Linked DNA regions of Mus musculus: region 2 is linked to region 1. A link is a contact called in ENCODE Hi-C or POLR2A ChIA-PET data. All regions are on one chromosome and are shown on one strand. Each heading gives the region's core, a stretch centred on a gene start or an enhancer-like site at or near the end of the contact. The rest is flanking DNA. Distances are from core to core; before and after follow the strand shown.

Region 1 (7,208 bases), core at 1,604-4,103:
CAACAGGTAGCTGAGAGTGAGCACACAGGTGCCAACAGGATCTGTGGGTCATGTGGAGTGGGCACTGGAAGCCCCTGCGTGTGACTCAGCCCACCCAGGGGACCAGAGAGCCAAGAAGGACCTTGAAGCAGGCAGAGATGCTGTGGGAGAGTAAGCAAGGGGCAGGGGAGATGCATCTAGAAGCCAAGAAGGAAGGAAAGAGGTCAGAGGACTGATGGGGTGTCAGCAAGGCAAAGAGTGAAAAACCCCCTTCAGTTTATCACCTCTGGGGACATTAGCAAGAGCGCATTCAGGGTACTACTACAGCTGTGACAGCAGACCCTGTAAACCTGGGGTTTTCACCTACACTGAATGAGAAAAGAGGGGGAGAGACCAGGCAGTGGCCAAGAAGTGCATGAGCCCCCCACTGAGAGTGGCAGTGTGACCCTAGGGCATTGACTCTGGCTGCTGCCAGGATCAGAGACCAGACCATGTCTGTCTCACTCGGCAAATAGGAGAAGGGGAATGTGGAGAAGCAGGGGGGTGGGGGGGGATGCCCCCAAGCCTGAGAAGCTGACCTACTGCCAAGTCCCTGCTGCCAGGATCCCTCAGCCTCGGCAGGCCCACTGCAGGGAAGCCTACCTGGACAAGAGCCAGGTGCCAGGGAGCAGGGTCAGCACAGCCGTGCCAGTCACAGCCGTGGGAGGAGCCACCTGTGCCATCTCTGGTGCCAGGGCTAGGGCATGGAGAGAAAGTTGAGGGAAAACTCAAATGATTCTTACATTAGTACAATCTTAAAGGGAGAATTTGCTCCTATTTATGTGTTTGCTTATACCTTTGCCACTGGAGTGTCTGTCTGGTGAGATGTATAGTGTCATGATGCCCATTTTACAGGTGAGAAGACTGAGGCTCCCCTCCCCTGCAGCTTTTATCTGTTCCCCACCCCCCTCCACTGCTTTTGGCTTTAAGAACTTCACCCCTGGGCCGAGAAGCAGGGTACTTGCCTGGCTTGTCCTCTCTCTCTCTCTCTCTCTCTCTCTCTCTCTCTCTCTCTCTCTCTCTCTTTCTCTCTCTCTTTCTCTCTCTCTCTCTCTCTCTCTCTCTCTCTCTCTCTCTGCCACTCAGCTCAGGAGGTTTGAAATGGATTTTCTTATCTCCATAAAGGGAGTGGAAGCCCTGGAGGTGGTATGAGGAGACTGTGGTCTGATAACTCTGAAGGTGGGGGTTCAAGCAGCTGACTTCATGGTGGTCTGCTGGGATGGAGCCTACAACCTTCCCACAGGTATCTCCTCAGCTTGAACTTGGAGCCCTATACATGCTCTCTCTGCCCATTTAATTTGTCCATGCTTTCACTTCACCCTTGCCTTGCCCAGCTACAGCCTGGGGGAGGAGGCTGGGGCCACAGCATCAGCCCTATCTCGCCCCTCCTTCGAGGATTTATTCCGTGTCTGGAAATCAGTCCATGTCTGGGAATGGCCAAGGCTTTCCTGTCTGTTTGTCCTGCTCAATCTATCTTATCTATTTGTCCCCAGACTGGGAATTTGTAACAGAGAGGAAAGGGACCATAGGCATAATCAGTCAATGCCTTAGCATCACACACAAACCCGAGAAGGGTCCCTACTCCCCGGGGACTCCTTGTATCTGACCTGGAAAAGGAGGCGGAGGGAGCTAAGTACACCCCTATTGAGGAGTCATCCGCTGATTTACCCCAAGAGTTCAGAGCTTCAGGTACATAAAGCTGGGCGTGGCCCGGGGATGAGAGGTGATGCAGGCGTGCAGGTTGGTGCTAATGAGGCACTCTTGGGCTTGCCAAGACAGCTAACGGTACTCCTAAAGGTAGTGAGTACGGGGTGGGAGCTGCTCTAGGTTCCCGAGGAGAGCATCTAAGGAGACCATGTGCCAAACATCCCCACACCTGCATCTCAATCAATTTTCACTACAAGTGGACGCCGTTCTCCCATTCTCGTGCCCCGATCACCGTGCCAGGTTCCCACCGGCGATTCGGACCAGAACACTTCCATGGTGCCTGCCAGGGGCATGCTTCAGGTGACCCGACCGCAGCTCCAGGGACCCGGGACCCCCGCGCCGCAGGCTGAGCAGGGCCCCTCCACCCCGTGTCCCCCGACGGCGCACCACTCACCTCGATGCGCTCGATGCGGTCTCGCAGCGCGCGCACCGCGTCCTCCAGCTCCAGCAGCAGCGCAGGTGAGTCCCAGGCGCCGTCGGCCATGGTGTCGCGGCGGGGCCCGGCGTCCTGGAGGCCGCGCGGCAGGCCGCTCTCACAGCGGCCCAGCTTGCCGGTGAGCTCGCGGATGGTGTCCCGGTCTGCGCGGATGCGCGCCTCCTGCTGCAGCGCCGTCTGGCGCAGCTGCTCCGCGGTGCTCTGCAGCAGCAACAGCTCTGCGCGCTCGCCTGCCGCGTCCCCCTGCTCGGCCCCCGACGGGCAGGCGGCGGCCAGCGGCGTACAGAGGAAGCGACTGAGCAGCGGCACGGGCGGCGGCGGGAAGACGCTGGCCGCGGGCTCCCCGGGCAACACCGAGGGCCCGGCCGAGCCGCCTGCGCTGTGCAGGGCGCTCAGGCTGCGCTGCGGACCCGAGCCACCGGCGGCCGAGGCGGCCGAGGCGTTGTCGGTGCCGCCGGGCAGCGCGCGAGCGGGGCTGGCCGCCAGGGGCACGCTGGCGATGATGCAGATGACGGCACCGAGGAACGCCAGCATGCCCGCGGCCAGCAGCACGGCCAGGAACTTCAGCGTGAGGCGCGGAGGGGGCGCGCGAGGCCCCCGGCAGGCGCGGCGGCGGGGGTCGGGGCGCAGGGCCCGGGAGCGCGGGAGCCGGAACGGGAGCCGGAGTGGGAGCCGGAGCTGTCGCCGCGGCCGCTACTGCCGCCGCTCTGAGCCCGCGCGGCGGGAGGAGGAGGAGAAGGCGGGCGCGGCGGCCCCGCCCCACTCGCTCCCCCGGGGCCGGCCGAAGCCCAGCCCCGCACCCGTTCCGTGCCGGGAGCCCGACTGCGTGCGCCACGCCCAGGGCTTCATCTCACTCAGAAGGAGGTGACTGGATGGCTACGTGGCGGCTGGGTTCTAAGGCGACCCTGCGTCCTGGCCTCTGGTCCTCTCCGGGTCCTCCCGCCCCCCGGAATGCCCATAGCTGTGTCCCTGCGGGGCTCTGGCCTCAGCACGCTGCAGCCTCGGTTGCAGTTAACACCAGTCTGAACACGTTCAAGATACAAATGAGGAAACTGAGGGCCCTGGGCTCAGCGTGATGCCGGCTCCGTTGTAGTTAAGCCTCAGCCTGAACATGCTCCTGATAACAAAGAGGAAACTGAGACCCTCTGAAACTGAGGCCAAGTGGCAGCCCAAGGTCACAGCTAGAATGCATTTGAAGCAGCATTGAGGTGAGCCACATCTGCCTGGACAGGACTACTAAGGTGAAAGCTAGCGATCAAAGAGACAGCAGTCGAGGGTGAGGAGGCCTAATCTGTTTCTGCTGTGGTCACCTGAGTGTCACCTGCTACCTCCTCTTTCCAGAAGAGCAGGTTCGCTCTGCTCCAAGCACCCCATCTGAGCCCTTAGGTCTGCAAGCATCAAAGTTGCCAGAGGATAATCCCCTAGCTCGCTGCAGCCTCTGTCAGAATGGCAGGTGGGATGCAAGCTGGTGGGCGCCAAGACCAGGCAGGAGTGGGCTATGTGTGTAGGTTTTACTTTATCGTGCCTAAAATGCCTCTATATATATTCTGTTGAAAATTAACTTTGCAATGAAAAACGTTAAAAATCTTCCCACCCTTTCCAGTCCGGCTTCAGCCCTGCTGTTCTGCAGGCTGTCTCTGCCTGGGATGGATTCCTGAGCTGGAAGAACCCCTGGAGGCCATGAAGGTTCACGCTGCAGCCTGGTAATGGCTCACTAAGTCCTGAGCCAAGTCTTGACCATCTCAAAAGTCTCTGACTCCCCACAGCTACCAACGTGGACATGACTGGGGACCAGGACCTTTCTGAGGAGGCAGCAACCTCCAGAATCCTGGGGGACCTTGCCTGGTCACTGGCACCCCATTGGAGGTCCATGAGCATCCGTTCTGACTCCCTTCATTTTCCAGGCTGGGGGTTATGTCACCTCTGCTCACCCACACCCTAGAGTCAGGGATTGTTGTCCAGATATGCTAGTGAGAGGCACAATGCGGGCTCTGCTCATCATGAGCACCCAGAGCTGCGTTGATGACAATTAATAACCTGAGACCCCAGCCCAGGCAGCACGGCTCAGAGGAAGCATCCACAACTGGAGATCTAGCCTCAGATCTTTGGAGGCAATGACAGGCATTGGGCCCCCTACAGCCTTAGGGGTAGAGACGATATCAGCACCCCAGCTGATTCTAGTATGTCCATGAAGACAGACACGCAGACAAAAATCCCGATGGAAAATGTTCTTCAAGGGCCAGGAATGCCAGGAGAGGCCAAGAGGAAGTCACTCCCAGTAGCAGAACAGTCAAAGGTAATTTGAGTGTCGTCAGCCACCCTGGGAGTTCCGAGGCAGCTGAGTGGACAAGTGCAGGGGCTGGAGGTGGATCTTGTTTAAACTAGTCTATTAATTGCTTGGCATGACTATTAAGCCAATGGTATTAATAAGTCACACACACCCTGCTTAAACACCTGCGGCCGGCACCCCATCTCCTGTTGGCAACTATCTTTACAGGGATATCTACATGGTAACAACTTTGGAAAACATTGTATTGTCCTCTGAGGAGAGAACAGGTTTGCTTGCTGATCAGAGTACAGTTCACATCTCTGGGACCACAGTGGGGTGGGTCAGCTGATAGACCATCAAAAGAAGACCGAGGCTGTCTCAGCTCACGGTGTATTGGCTGTACTGCAGACCTACAGTGTGTGTCTAAGTTCCTATATAATTCCATGAAGGCACTGGGGGCTATTGTCTACATGCAGTAAATGCTGCCTGTTTTGATGTGAATAAAGTCTCTCTCTGCCTCCCCACTCCCATCCCCCTTGTCCCCCACCACCACTTCTATCCCCACCCCCGTCCCCAGAGGGGAGATTCTTGACTTTTCTCCAGCATCTGTGAAACCTGCTGACTTGCTGGTTTGTTTTTGTTTGTTTTTGAGACAAGGTCTTTCTATGTAGCCCTTGGAGGCTTGGAACTCTGTCTCAAGTTCCTCAAGAGACCAGGTTGGCCTCAAACTCATAGATATCCCTCTGCCTCAGCTTCAGAGAGCTTGGATTAAAGGTGTGCACTGTTGCACTTTGCCCTAATTTGCCAGTTAGCAGGTGAGGTGGATCTCAGGCCTTTCTTGACACCTTCTGTGTCCCCCCCTCTATAAAATGAGGAATGTGAGAGTATACAAAATATAAAATGAGAGTACACAAAAAAATTTCTCTCTGGACTGGGGAGTGCTCAGCTGGCAGAGTGCCTGGCTAGCAGGCATGAAGCCCAGGTATCACATAAACCAGGAAGTGGTACATGTCTGTAATCACAGCGTTTGGGAGGTAGAGACAGGAGGATCAAGAGTGCCAGGTTATCCTGGGCTTCATGAGACCCTGTTGAAAGACAGGGGTGTGGGGACAGGGAGATACAGAGTCACAGAGACAGAGACATGTACACACAGAGAGAGAGACAAACAGAGAAAGACACACAGAAACACACAGAGACAGGCACACACAAACATACACAGAGGAGAGAGACAGAGACAGAGAGACAGAGAGAGACAGAGAGAATTGGTAATCTGAGCATAATTTGGTTCTCCATCCTTGTGCCCGCTGCCTGCAGCGATCTCAGACTGTGAATTCTCCAGGCACGGCAGCACCTCCCAGCTCGGCACTGGTCCTGCAGCATCACATCCTTCATTTCTCTCTAGCCCCAGAACTCAGCACAGCCCCTTCCCCTTCTCCAGTAGCTTCTTGGAGAATACTTCCCCACAGGCAGTGAGTCCCATCTCTTCTGGAATTGCCCCCTCCATAATCCTAACAAAGATCCTACAAGGATGGGCAGAGGGGTGTCCTCAGGAAACCTCCCCTAAGACCAACAGCACTCTTGGTTTTCCTCACAAGTCTTACATCATCCCTTCTTTACTTTCTCTTTGAGTGCTGGTATAGAACCTGTACGTGTTACATTGATGCTCTATCCCAGGCTATACCCCCAGAACTCCTGGGATTTTTTATTTCTTCATTTTTATTCCATTTTTAGGATGAGGAAATTATGTTATAAATAACATATATACTTATTAGGATTTTTTTTTTTGGCTGAGTGTGGTGATACACACCTTTAATCCTAGCACTTGGAAAGCAGAGGCAGGGGAATATCTGTGAGTGTCAGACCAACCTGGTCTATGCTGTCATGAAATTTAGGCCAGCTAGAGCTACATAGCACTGAGAACCCGTACATCAACAAAACCCAGTCTAGGTGTGGTGGCACAACCCTGTAAGTGTGATAGGAGTCTGGGTAGCTAGATGGCGACAGAGAGCAAATGAGGGAGGCATGCATGCTGATCTCTGGCTTCTACTCATAATGTACATGCATGCACATACATGTGTATCTCCACATACGTAAACACGTGGCCCAATGTGCCACAAATACAATAAAGTAAATGACCAGACAAATAAAAGTTCTGCTCAATTATTGTTTATCACACTATGGCTAATTTAAAAGGAACAGGCACGGTACAGGTGAAAGAAATATCATCACATTGCTTCTAAAAACATAGGACCTGGGTCAGTGGGCTGGCTTAGCAGGTACTTGCTGCCAAGCCTGACATTCTGAGTTCTATCCCTGGGACCTACATGGTAGAAGGAGGACAGCTGCTGAAAGTCATCCCCTGACCTCCACACACATGTTGTGGCATGCATGCTCCCCCATAAGTAAATTAATATAGTAAAAACTGTAAGCATGTGAAGTTTCTACATAGGTTACTGGTTGTCTCCACAGCAGGCATGGAGAAGAGCCAGGATTTTAATGTGGGTTTGGGGCCAACAAGTCACACCAGGTGGCCTGGGATTTTCCTCGGTTTCAGGGGTGAGTGTCCTACACCCCAGGGAATCCCTCAGTTCTGGACAAACCATGAATGTGGCCCCGCCCTGGATCCGCAGTCATTCTGCCACATGCCCTCTGCGTGTTGCCAGGGAGCAAACTGTCACCACACACCTTTTTCTCCCTTGCAGCACCACCTCCGTGCCTTCTGCCTGTACACAGGGTGGGACCAGCCTTCAGAGCCCCATCTCCTGTCTCCAGAACTGC
Region 2 (7,208 bases), core at 3,392-5,891, 43 kb after region 1:
ATTGAGGCCTCCGGAACTCCCCTCACCACATTCTCATGTCTTCTGGTGTCAGCCCTGGTCAGCTCCTATTTAGGCAGCCATGTTGGTGAGAGTTCACGGGTGTAGCAGCTGACACTTTTAGGAGTCACAGTCTCTCAGGCTTTAGTCTTTCTTCAAAGGTTACCTTTTTTTTTTTTTTAATAATTTCTTGGGCTGGAGAGATGGCTCAGCAGTTAAGAGCACTGACTGCTCTGCCAGAGGTCCTGAGTTCAATTCCCCGCAACCACAGGGTGGCTCACAACCATCTGTAATAAGACCTGATACCTTCTTCCAGTGTGTCTGAAGACAGCTACAGTGTACTCATGTAAATAAAAATAAATAAATAAATAAATCTTTTAAAAAAAGAAAGAAATAAATTCTCGTGCAATGTATGGATGCTTCATCTGTCAATAAAAAAGTCTATGGCCAATGAGCAGAGACAGGATTAGAAGGTGGGACATCCGGCTGAGAGAGAAAGGATTCTGGGAGATAGTCAGGCATGGGAGATTCACCCCAGACACAGAATAAGACAGCGCATGCAACTGAGGACCAGGTATGACTTAGAATAGAATAAATAGGTAATTAAGTTATGAGCTAGCTGGGAACAAGCAAAGCTTTTAGCCTAGACAGTTATTCATGAAGTACTAAGTCTCAGAGTCATAATTTCTGGAAACAAAGTGAATGGGTGGGAAAACATAAGGTTTCGGATGGATTTAGCTACGCTTTCCTCCCTTTATTTAAAATGTTATTATTATTGCTGTGTGAGCACGCGCGCGTGTGTTTGTGTGTGTGTGTGTGTGTGTGTGTGTGTGTGTGTATGTATATACATACCATGGTGTCCCTGTGGAGGTCAGAGGGCAGCTTTTGAGGGTCACTTTTCTCTCTCCACCTTGTTGAAGCAGAGGCTCTGATTTCTGCTGCTTGGTGTACTCTGAAGTAGCTGTACTCTGAGGGAGTTGTACTCTGAGGTAGCTGGCTCACCAGCTTCCAGAAGCTTCTCCTCTCTCTGCCTCCCATCCCACTACATAAGTACTAAAATTATAGATTCCTGTCCCCCAAAGCAGCCGTGTGGGTTCCTAAGAGTGAACTCCAGTCATCAGGCTTGCATGGTCGGTGCTTTTGCTTGCTGAGCCTTGTCCTCAAAGCCCCTCTTTCTTTCTTTAATGGAGGCGTACCATGTTGCCCCTGCTAGTCTCAAACTCCTGGGCCCAAGCAATGTTCCTGCCTCAGCTGCCTGAGTTGCAGGAACCAAAGGCCAAACGTCCATTCTTCAGAAAGTGTCTGTCCTCTGACCACCTTCTCTCATGGAACGCACTTCTGCTCCCCGGTAGTCTCGGTCCACTTACCTTACCATATCCACTTCCTGACCCTCCACACTCCCTGTGCATTTCATTTCTAACCCCTTCACTAGACCCCAGGCTCCTACGGGAAGAGATTTTTGCCTGCCTGGAACCCCTTCTTCACTGTTGCCAGCATAGAACCTTGAAAAAGACAGGTGTTCAGTTTGTATGTGTGCGATGTGTGGATGAATCACCTAGGAGATTTTTAGAAGCTTGTCAGACCCTCACTGCAACTCTCCCCCGTCTCTCTGTACCAAGCTCTGGAAGCACAAAGTAGAAAGACACTGAGCGGGCGAGGGAGCCTAAAGTGAACCCAGCTGTGTGGCCCTGGAGCTGGCAACTTCTCTGAGCCTCTGTTTTCTTCCACTGTAAAATGGAGAGTCTCTTCGGTCTTGTGAGGACACAGCATTGGCTTCTAGGCAACTGGAACTCAGTCTGGCATGTGGTAGGTCTGTGGTGCTAGAAGCATGTGTATCTAAGTGCTGGGCCCACTCAAGGATCAAGACACCACACACACACATGCACACACACACACACACACACACGCATACACACACACAGAGGCACACACGCTCACTCACACACACACAGGCACACACAGATATATTCACCAAGGCACGAATACAGGCTCTCACACACACTGTACTGACATAGCCTCAGTCTGCTATGTTCCCCACATGTTCCCCACGTGTTCCCCACATGTTCCCCACATGTTCTCCACATGTTCATGCTTTGTCCTCTAGCTAGTGGTGCTGTTTTGGAGGCCAAGGAAACTTTAGAATGTAGACCCTCACTTTTGGAAGTAGTCGCTTGGGGCAGATCTTTGAATATTACAGCCTGGGGGCTGGAGAGATGACTCAGTGGTTAAAGGCACTGGCTGCTCATCCAGAGCAACTCAGTTCTGAGCACCCCTCCAACTCAGTTCTCAGCACCGCACATGGCAGCTCACAACTCTCTATAGCCCAAGTTTCAAGGGATCCAGTGTGTTCTTCTGGTCTCTGTGGGCACCAAACATACATGCAGTACACAGATGCACACACACAAACAAACAAGCAAGCAAGCAAGTACATACATACATACATACATACATACAAACATACATACATACACGGAAGCAATGGCCTTCATCATACACTCCCACAACCACGATTGAACCCACATACAGCTTTGCCTTCCTCATCATGATGGAGGAAAACCGTCTGAAGCCATGAGCTGAAACAAGTTGTTTCTTCCTGTCAAGTATTGTGGCTGCAAAAACAACTGATACGTGCACACACGCTTACGGGTTGTTCTCACCCTGAAAGTCAATGCGTTGGATCCACTCTGAAGACCTTTGGAACATACCACAGCCAACCCACAGGATGCTTCAAGGATTTTTCTAAGTGCTTCTGATGTGTGCACAAGATCTACTATCTACTAATTCAACTCCCCAAAATAACCCCGGGAATAAGCAGTGATACTTAGGAGGGCGCTGGCCTCTGCTCTAACCTGGAGATGAGCAATACTTACCTTCTCCATTCCCTTGTCCCCTCCCACCTGACATGCCCCACCCTGGGATATAGCTCCACCAATGAGACTGACAGGGACCCAAGTGACCAATGTGAGTCACAGAGAATCTAAAACAGTCAAGTTGCCTCAAGATCATGCCACGATAGTATGTGCTGCTAAAGAAGGGCTGTCTATGTTTAGAAAGCCGGTACTGGAATTGTTTGGCAATTGGCCTGAATATGGGCATAACTGGGCGACAGACGTGGGAAACACCAATTTAGACCGAGGGACCTTTTGGAAATGGAGTTCTGAGTCCTTCCTCAGTTTAAAAGCCTTCATGGTGAAGAAGCCAAAATATGAGCTGTGGGGACCCTTCCCAGTGACTCATGAATGTCTCCAGGACAAGCCAAAGCTGTCCCTAACCTCATACCCATTCCCAGGATATCACTAAGCAGGGCCTGCTGCTAAGTCCGCAAAAGCTGCTATTGCCAGGTCGATGCAGCTGCCTCCCTTCTTCCTTTGGATAAGTTCCTGAAGGCCTCCCTGACCAACAGTGTGCAGCATCTCCCAGCCACCCTCTGCAGGGAGCCGTGTGTGGTCCTCTCAGCCTTTCCCTGCCCCCTTTGGTTACTTACCCAGTACCAGGAATTCTGTCTGGTCACTTGTCACCTCTAATAAATCATGAGCTCCCTGGGGACAGGAATCCCAGAACCCAGTTCCCCAGACAATGCCACTATTCTCTAGGCAGCTAGTCTTTTCTGGGCTGCACCATGTATCTTACGTGATTCTAAGTGCCAGGGACATGGTAAGCACAGATACCCTCAGCTTATATTCTTACAGAGAGGTAGAAGGAGACTGGACATGCAAGGCAGGGGCAGACCGGTCAGGCAGGTCATGTATTGTAAAGGGACCATGTTGAGGTAAATCTACATCCCAAATAAGCCCCGGCAATGAAAACACAAGTCAATCAATATGAATACAAGCTGTACGCCTAGATTGGGCAGATCTACTGCTACACTACCATCTTTCACATCTATGAGACCCCTTAGAACTTAAGATTTCACCAGGCATTGGTGGCGTACGCCTTTAATTCCAGCACTCGGGAGGCAGAGACAGGAGGATTTCTGAGTTCGAGGCCAGCCTGGTCTACAGAGTGAGTTCCAGGACAGCCAGGGCTACACAGAGAAACCCTGTCTTAAAAAACAAAACAAAACATAAAAAACCTTATGATTTCTCCAGGCCATGTGCTTCTGCTCAGCTTTTCTTCCTCTTCCTCCTCCTCTGCCTCCTCTCCAGCTTCCATTTTCTCCTTCTTCTCTCCCCCCACCTTCCTCTCCACCTTCCCTTTTTATCTGCCCAATCATCAGATCTCCTTTATTTTACAAATTAAGGTGGGAAGCAGGAAATCACCTGAGTGCTGACTCATTCCTTCCCCCCCCCCCCCCCCACATCCCCTCACAGAAGAACGGAATTAGCATCAAATATATTTAGGGCTATCCGCAACAGGACCGGATGGGGTTGTATGGTGTAGGCGACAGGTATGTGTGCTATAACCTTCTTCCAGGGTGATTAGGGGACTTTGAGGAGCCATGTCTGAGCTGAGACTCTGAGGGGGGAAGACGATGCTGCTGCTGAGACCTGGGCAACAGATTTCCAGGCAGAGGGATAATGAGTGGGAAGGCTCTGAGGCAGACCAGAGGGAGTCAGCAGGACCAGAGCCCAGTGGGTGGGAGATGGGGTTGGAGGAGGCGGAGCCTGTCATGGAGCCTTTCAGGCCCTGGAGGAGACCTTGTTCCTTAGACTGCAGAGAGGAGGCTCTAGGAGAGAAGCCAGGATAAGGCGGGGTCCGACCCAGCAAGCTCCACGCAGAGCTTGGCTGCTGGTGAGGTTCCAAGTGGCCAAAAATGTCTGCTTAGTCCATTTACTGTAACATGGCCTCCTGGATGTCTATTCTGGGAGACAGGCAAATGTGACAGTGGGAACAGCTCCTGCAGAGACAACAAGTAAGCTGCAACAGCAAGCTGCACAAATAAATGTGTGGGAGAGGCAGAGTGTGCGTGCATGGGTGTGTGTACCTGCCTGTGTGTGTAAGTGTGCACATGTGCATGTGTGCATGTATGTATAGAGTGAATTTCTTACTGCCTGCCAGTTGGGATGCTGGTGGAACTTTTACACCATCACCATGGTTTACAGAAGACTTTCTTCCATGCATTCTGGCTCAAGGATACCAGAGGCCCCCTGAGGGGGACAGACAGCAGCTCAAAGAAGAGCTCCTATCATTGGGAGAGCCAACACCAGGGCTGCTACAGAGAAAAAATCTAGAAACACCTCTGGTTCCAGCAGGGGGCCCCTTCCCTTCCCCTGCCTTTCCAGGGAGTGTGGGTCAGGTGAGAAGCAGCCCACTCCATAGTCTCTCCACTATGCTGCATGGACTTCTGTCTGCGCTCTCCATTTCGCTGGCAAGCCTTCCTCTACAGCGACTTTCCTGGGTTTGGGGGATCCTATTACTTCAGATTGGGTTGTTTTGCTTTCCACTTCAGATTAAAGCCCAGCACTTCCTGGGGGGGCAAGTATGGGGGCTGCTGGGGCTGCTGAAGGTGGGACACCTTGTGCTCTATCTATAAATCCGCCGATCATTCCATACCCGGCCCTGGTTCAGGGCCCAGCACTGGACTGTGGAGGCTGCCACTGTCACCATGCTGCACACTGCCAGCTCTAGCCAGCATCCCAGTGGCCCTGTTCCCAGATGGGACCGTGACACCCAGCTGGAGTGCAATCTCCTCCTGTAGGGCAGCGGGCATGGGGGAATTAAGGGAGTGGGAGAAAACCTGTGTTCTGCCAGAGTTCCAGTGCTCTGGGTGGGAGGACTCGTAAGACTGCCACATGCTTTCCACGTGGCCCTGTGTGGGTGTCTGGCTGTGGGAAGCCATGGAATCCCAGCTCAGCAGGTGATGGACAAGGGGAAGTCCTAGGTAACAGGTTCTCAGTCTTGGGCATCCCAGACACTGCTGGACACCGCAGAAGAGCTGAGAACAAATGGGGGCCCTGGGGCCAAAGGGAGGAAAGGGCAGGGGGAGAGGGGACACTGGGTGGTTCCCACGAAGGTGAGAGTCCTTGGTCCAGTCAGTGGCTGGAGCGCAGGAAGACTTTCTGGCGGACGGGAGGTTAGACAAGGCTCTTTAGGGGAAAGCCTATCCCATCGTTCAAGCACGGAGGGCCTTGATGAGCAGACACTGTCTATGGTTTTAGAGCTTTATTGTAGAAAGGCAGGAAGAAAGAGAGAAGGTAGAAAGAGGGAGAGAGGCCAGCCATGGCCACAGAGAGAGGGTGGGGTAAGGGAGAGAGAGAGAAAAGGAGGGCTAGAGAGGAGAGTAAGAAAGGTGAGAGCTTAAAGAGAGCGAGGAGGAGCCAAGCAGCCCCTTTTATAGTAGACTGGGCTATCTTGCTATTGCCAGGTAACTATAGGGAGGAGCATACTTGCCTATAGTCAGGTAACTGTGGGGGTAGACTCTAGTCAGAATGCCAGGAGCTTGGGACACTGTCTGTGTGACTTATAGTCACAGAAGTATGGAGTTGGGGGCTCTGTGGTGTCAGGCAGCTGTCTCTGGGAATGTGACTTGCTGTTCCTTCCTTTGTAGAGTTTTCTACTGGGTCGCTGGAGCAAACTTCAGTCAACCAAAATAGGCTGCCTTTCACGACCCCACAGTAACCTTTTCCTTTCTCATTCTCTGGGGCCTCCAGGGGACCCTTTGGATGAGTGAGAGCATCTAATATTATCAGGTTTGCCTCCTGAGCACACAGCCCCCAGAGAAGAATAGAAAAACCCAGGCTAGGCTTGGGGACATGTCTGAATGTCCCCAGGAGGGTCTCTGTAGGCATGAGCTGCACTCAGGTAAGTGGGGAAGCCAGACAAAGGCAAGTGACTGTGTCCAGCTGGTCATAACATCAATTTAAAAGCAACTTCTATGACATAGTCCCTACTGTAGGACACTGGCCCTGGCTTCAGTCACTACCAATGTGGATCACCATCTAGTACCAAGTACTGACATCAAGTGTTTCTGGGGCTGAGTGTTGATTTCCGACAGAGCCTCCAACTGCAGATTCCCTCAAGGAGGCCTTTCCTCTACTCCAGATGTCCCCAAGTGTCCAGGGCAGGCCTCTGCCTGGATGGGTTGTGTCTCAAAGTACTATTTGCTATGAAGAAACATCATGACCACGGCAATTCTTACAGAGGAAAACATTTAATTGGGGCTGGCTTACAGTTTCAGAGGTTCAGTCCATATCATCATCATCATGGTGGGAAGCATGGCAGCATGCAGGCAGACATGGTGCCTGAAAAGTCTAGAGTTCTACATCTTGATC

What was found. A loop is a pair of places that touch in the nucleus more often than their neighbours do. ChIA-PET counts read pairs that join two places held with the same protein, here RNA polymerase II (POLR2A).
Region 2: POLR2A ChIA-PET joins it to region 1 with 16 read pairs in embryonic stem cell. The contact joins the enhancer-like site here to the promoter of Nptxr in region 1. A Hi-C loop is called at or near these places in 2 of 37 maps with a recorded cell type or tissue (T-helper 2 cell and regulatory T cell). POLR2A ChIA-PET finds 5 or more read pairs at or near these places in 3 of 5 experiments (Patski and embryonic stem cell).

The regions. Positions count from the first base shown.
Region 1 is chr15:79,801,856-79,809,063 of GRCm38, forward strand. It overlaps Nptxr (neuronal pentraxin receptor), which reads right to left and starts at 2,854. Exons shown (of 5, transcript NM_030689.4): 1 at 2,120-2,854. The coding sequence starts at 2,728. All of the region lies in intron 5 of Npcd (neuronal pentraxin chromo domain), which reads right to left.
Region 2 is chr15:79,842,686-79,849,893 of GRCm38, forward strand. No RefSeq gene overlaps it. Among named protein-coding and RNA genes, the nearest start is that of Npcd, 12 kb to the left of the region's middle. Within about 2 kb of position 4,642, at least 2 of the 3 ENCODE cell types and tissues checked have a DNase peak (open chromatin) inside an H3K27ac peak, as active enhancers do.